Regions from separate parts of the Homo sapiens genome. Here region 2 is linked to region 1. The links are chromatin loops, found by intact Hi-C in ENCODE. Cell type or tissue: stomach. All regions are shown on one strand. Links, peaks and the distances in the headings refer to the core of each region. The heading gives the core; the rest is flanking DNA. Region 1 has its middle 43 kb from the start of KCNJ1. Region 2 has its middle 49 kb from the start of FLI1.

Region 1 (2,903 bases), core at 111-2,610:
GTTTGCCTAGAGAGTTACTGCCAGTGAGGTACCCTAATGGGCCAGCCTAGGCCACCCCTATGGCCAAAATCAGGACAGCACCGAGTGAGAGGCCACCTAGGACAGCATCTCCCCAGAGTGGCCCCACTGTCCAGGACTTACAGGTATCCATGCTTCACCCAGAAATCTTATGTTATGGAAAGTCAGCCAATGTCATCTTAGAGAAGGATGCTACATCGCCACTGGGCCTAGGCTGAAAGGCGGCCTTTAGGAACTAACACCAAGTACTATCGATTTTCATTTAACCCTCGTAACAGCCCAATGAGGTGGGTATTGCCCATCCCAGTTCATAGTTGAGGATTCCGAGGTTCTGAAAGGACACTAGCAGGTGGACTTGGAACCTGGCCTGCCGGCTCCACCCCTGAGATGTTTGGCACTAGCAGCACCTTCTGACTCTTGGCCTTTTCTGCCTGCTCCACGGGAGACAGACGACCCCGGCAGAGAGCTGCCTCCACCACAGAGCTGAAGCACAAAGCCCTTCACAGTTTCCAAGGCCTTTCTTTCCTGTAACATTCGTCACTGCCCATCGTACCCACTGGCTTAATGTCTGTCTCTCTCCACTGGAAGGAGGCTCCACGAGGGCACCGCTCTGGTTTTCTTCCCTGGTGATCCCAGCACCTAGAAGGACGCCCGCCCGCTGCCTGTGCTCAGATACATTCTCAAATGAACAGCTCTCCTGTGACAAGGACACGTTCGGTCCCCACTTTACAAGTAAGGGACACGGCCTCTCAGCAACTCCGGGACTGGAGGGCTAGGGCAGTCTGGGATGCCTCATCCTGCAATGGAGTCCGCCTATGACAACGTAGAAGCTCTCTGGGAGGAAAAGGGAAGCGGTTTGGGAGTTTCTAGAAGTCTACCTCTGCAGCAACATTTGGCCAACCAAAGAAAGGTTTTCGATTTGTTTTATTTTGAGAAAGGTTCCTGGAAGACCCCCCCACCCCACCCAGGGTGGAGACGTCCACCTGGCAGCGCCTCGGCCCAGCTCCGGCCTGACCACCCAGGTTCATCTCCCCCTGCCCGCCGCCTCCCACCCCCCGCCAGGCCCCTCCTCCAGCCGTCTGTGAATCCAGCCCATTTAAAATTCCCTTTGAAAAGATCTCTGTTTGGGTGAGTTCCGTGGGCTCTGCCCAGAGAGGGCAGATTATCTGAAAATAGGTGTTATTGATTACAACCAAGTGGTCTTTGTGGAAAGGGTTCCACTTGAACCAAAATAAATATTTGCCATTACAAAGAACAAGCCGGTCCCTGTTGCGGGCGGGGGCGTCCTCGGCCCTCTCTGGCCCCCTCGGCCCAGGAGCTACGCGAGCTCGGATTGTGTTTCCCCGGCGAGGACAGGGACGCGCGCGGGCGGGGAGCAGGGGCCCGGTGGCTCCGACGCCGGAGGCTTGCGGCCCAGGGCCGGCTGCAGGCTTGAAGCCTGCTCGGAGCTTGGGATTGTATTTTCTTTGGCTTTCTGGCGCGCTCCTTATTATTTATTTCTTTTCCCTCTGTTTTATTTTTATTTTCAAGCTGCCGGCCAGGCTGGATGCCGTCCATTCACCCCGCTGCCTTGGAGCGCTGCGCGCAGACAGCCGGAGCCGGCTCGGGCTCAGCCCTGGGGGTGGGGGGCAGCCGAGGGCGCGGGGGGCGGGGTACGCGGGTAGCAGCTCAAGGGTGAGGGGCAGCCGAGAGCGCGCGGGGCGGGGTACTCCGGGAGCAGCTCCGGGTGGGGGGCAGCCTTGGGCACAGGGAGGTGGGGGGAACTCAGGGGGCAGCTCCGGGTGGGGGGTGGCCGAGGGCGTTGGGGGCCGGGGGATACAGGGGACAGCTCGGGAGCAGCCGGGTGGGGGTGGCCGAGGGCGCGGGGAGCAGCTTGGGGGTTGGGGGCAGCCTTGGGCGAGGGAATGTTGGGGGACGCAGGGGGCAGCTCGGGTGGGGGTGGCCGAGGGTGCTGGGAGCCACAGGGGGCCGAGGGCTGGGGAGAACAGGGGCACCGCGGGGTTGGAGGGAGGACGCCAGGCTGTGTGCCTGCCTGGCTGGGGCGACAGGAATCCATCTTGGCAGTGGGTGCCTCCGCGGTCCAGGGATCTCGTGACCCGGCAGTAACAATTTGGTTTTCCTGAAAAGATGATGGTAATTCGGTGTAAGACCTGGGGGTAGGAGGCAGCTGAAACTTGGACCCCCACTGGAGTCCCCTTCTTCCATTCTTTTCTCCCTGCTTTGTGCCCAGGGGGAGCACAGACCTTCCCCTCGAGGGTGCTCGTGGGCGGCATCCCGCGGGAGCCGGAGCCTCTGAGAGGTCTCCTCCTGCCCCTGGAGATCCCACCCTCACCTCTCTGGAGCCACTGGTGGATGGCGGAGTGGCGGGGTGGGGGATCTATGGAGAGAGTGGGATCCCCTTCTCTGTTAGTGTGGAGACTAGAGGCTTTGGGGAGCCACCGTGCCCCCGCCCCCAGCCAGAGTGGATTGTCCAGGGCCCGGTGTGGAGGGCTAGAGGCTGAGAAGGAGGGAGCAGGAAGGCCTAATTCCGGTGGCTCTAGAAGGCAGACAGGAAAAGCTGGGGTCAGAAAGAAGGGAGAGGGGGAAACAAAGAATGTGGAGTAAACCGTTCCTGCCAAGTGCGGATCACCGGAGAGCTGAGCAGCTGGGCTGATGGAGTGGGAGAGGGATGGACAAAGAACTACAGCTACCAGGACCTTGTGTCATACACAGGACCCGGCTTCCCCCGCTGGGCTACAAATCACAAACTCCTTCCTAACCCCAGCTTCCTCTTACATGGCTGAAGAAGGCATTCCTGGTGTTTTTGGCTTTCTGGCGCGTTCCTTATTATTTATTTCTTTTCCCTCTTATTATTTATTTCTTTTCCCTCCGTTTTATTATTTCTC
Region 2 (2,903 bases), core at 277-2,776, 180 kb before region 1:
CGAGTTCAGAATCCAGTACATTCCTGCTCAGTTTTCACTGTCCAAAAATGATCTGCATTGTGAGAGCCTGAACTCCCATCAGCTTGGGCTCTAGAATCTACACTGTCACCAAACTCAAGCATTTATTGACTGCCTACCATGTGCCAAACATCGTAATACATCTTGGGTCCATCGTTTCTGGGTTTTCTGTTTAGCAAATCGGCCCTGGGGCAGCCTACTGGCCCTCCTCTATAGGCCTAGACTACAGAAAAGCGACTGCTTACCTCCGACCACACCAGGAGGCACCGCCCAGTGGCCAGGCACTCTGACTGCAATGTCCAATCCCTCCACCACTCAACCACAGGGGAAAGTGTGTCATTCTCAGAGTCCTCTAGGCCACATCTAAGCTGCTGCGCTTTCCTTTCCCTCTCTCCCCACCTGTTTCCATGAATTAGAAGCCACTGAAATGTAAAAGCAAATAAATAACAAAGCTTAGCAGGGACTAAGAAGCTGAGAGGGCCACTGAATGTCCCAGCACTCCGCCTTCCTGCCCATCTGAGAGGCCGCAGGCAGCCAGGGAATCTCACTCCTGGGGCGCCAAAAGCAACAGGAGCCACTGACCAGAATTCCGTTTGCTTTTTCCCCTCCTCTTCTCTCTGGATGATTTTTCCATTCCCTCCTTGCCAGGGCTGCTCTGGAGGACCCAAGAGAAGCCAGGCCAGCTTGCTAACTCAGGAAAATGGCACATGTGGGCCATTTTCCACATGCTTCATGTGGGCTTAAGAAAGGCCAGCCGGGGTTCTCTTGTAAGAAGTCTGATTTTTTTAAGGGAAGTGATAAAAAGAGACACAGATTAGTCCCTGCACCCCCTCCCATGTTCCCTTCTTGGCCCCTAGCACTGACCACTGGACAGGGAGATTCTGTAAGCCTCCTTTTCTTCCCATTGTCTTACAAAGGATGAATCCCAAGGAGGCAAAGATGGGTCCCAGCAGTCCATGCAGAAGGGAGGCTTCTGCAGATCGCACTTAATTTAATTATTGTCAAAAGCCTAGCAGGAAAAACCAAGGAAATAAAACCTGAATTACTGGATTTTGGTTTTAATTACTGTGGTGAATATGTCTCTTCTATTTGTCATATTTTCACTTTGTTTGATCTCTGTGTTGACACAGTCACAGTCTGGAATGAGGGGATTCTCAACAAGCTTCCCATTCTCTCAAAATGCCCACTTAAAAGGAAGTCCAGAACTCCCTTAGGACTTGCTTACCTCCTCAGTACTCTTGGCTTTCACATCCTCCTTTTCATTTCTTCATCCTTCAATTTTATGACATGCATTTAGGAGAAAACTATGAGTACTTTTGATCTGATTTCCACACAATGGAGATGTTTTCTGAGTTTCATCCTGGGCTTTCTGCTTTAACCCCTTCAATGGCTCCCTGCCCTAGAGCAGTGGCTGGACCCCTAAGCGCTGCACACAGAGGCCTTATGCCATTTCTCTAGCACACGCAGGCGAGCTACTTTCCCTTCCTGGCCTATACCATGCTGTCATCCAGCTTTGGCTGGAATACCTGGCCCACCATGTTCACCTGAAAAATCTTGATTCGCCCTTTAAACTCTGCCCAAATGTCCTGTGAAACTGTCACCAGGAAGGGTTTGATGTGTCTCTAACTCTCATGACGCTTTTTACTGTACATTGTGATTCTGTTTGTTCAGTCCTTCCCACTGCATGGAGCTCTTTCTGGGCAAGATTCATACAAGTTCATCTGCGAATGCTCAGAATGTAGAAATAGCATTGCTTGGCTGTGATAGGCACTCACACTCCTTCTTGTTAAATAAATAGACGAATGGATGGAGAGAGAGAGAGAGAGGAGAGAGAGAAAGAGAAAAAAGGAAGGAGGGAGGGAAAGGAAGGGAGAGAACTGGAGTTCTGATGCACAACTTTCTTTATATAAGATTATAAAGGTCACCTTTCTGTACCTACCACCTCTTTGCTGATGTCTTTTGTTCCATTTCCAGATGTTCAAAGCTCACGTCAAAAGAAAACCTCCACTGTCAGTACTCCATCCGCCTCCATCCCTCAGATAATATTCCTCTTTTCTTCAAATCCCTTAGATCCTATAAAAATTACAGGTCCTAGGTCTCATGCCTTCATGACTCTTGAAGGGAGAGGGTGTGAGGGGGATGGCAGAGAAGCTAATTCACACTGTAGTACTGCTGAGTATTACTTATCCCCTCTCATTTAACATTTGAAATTTCAGCAAAGTTTTTATTGCCTTAACCCTAATGAGTGAGAGTTATAAGATGTGGATTCCTCTGCCAGGGGATATATTTTGCAGGGCGAAAGGGAGATTCTGGACCTCTTTAATTACCCATGGATTTTATACTGTTTGTATAATCACACCAAATAACTGCTTTATCCAAAGCTAAAGTAGACCCATGAGGGTCGCTGCCTAATACAGGCCCTTAAAGTCTCCGAAATCTTTATTTGGAATCTACAGAGGAAGTCTGGGGATATGGGGCAAGTGGGGAATGGAGCAGAGAGATAAGGAAAAAGAAGGAAGGAAGCAAGAAAAGAAAGGGGGGAAAAGAAATCCTTTGGGAGTGTTCAGTGCAATTTGTCTCCTCTCTCGCACATGCTTAATCCATGAGCCGAAAGTCTTTACAGGATCTGTCAGTGCTCATGGAAACAGGAAACTTGCAAGGAAGTCTCTAAAGAGGAAGATATGTTTCAGAAGATAAATTAACACTCTGTAAGCCCAGAGATGGTCCTTGGTTGGGCATGAGCTAAGACAAAAGGAACACTAAAGGATTCTCAGAACATAGAGCATGGCGGACCAACAGGAATGGGCACTCTGGAGGCTGTGGTTGCTCCTGCTGCCACAAAGAGGAACACCGAGACAATTGTCTAGATGAATAAGTCCCCCACC

Evidence for each region. Hi-C counts contacts between places; a loop is a spot of excess contacts. Peaks named below come from ENCODE experiments on the same cell type or tissue, not always from the same donor. Only the 100,000 strongest peaks of a DNase experiment are listed, where the experiment ranks them.
Region 2: it touches region 1 in a loop (2.4-fold over the local background); 75 of 110 quality-filtered maps call a loop at or near these places.

What each region holds. Positions count from the first base shown.
Region 1 is chr11:128,822,912-128,825,814 of GRCh38, forward strand. No RefSeq gene overlaps it. Among named protein-coding and RNA genes, the nearest start is that of KCNJ1, 43 kb to the right of the region's middle. In stomach, for the core only: no CTCF peak of the experiment used is centred there; a DNase peak (open chromatin) is centred at 1,520; H3K4me3 peaks cover 651 bases; H3K27ac peaks cover 805 bases; H3K27me3 peaks cover 2,500 bases.
Region 2 is chr11:128,643,518-128,646,420 of GRCh38, forward strand. No RefSeq gene overlaps it. Among named protein-coding and RNA genes, the nearest start is that of FLI1, 49 kb to the right of the region's middle. In stomach, for the core only: no CTCF peak of the experiment used is centred there; no DNase peak of the experiment used is centred there.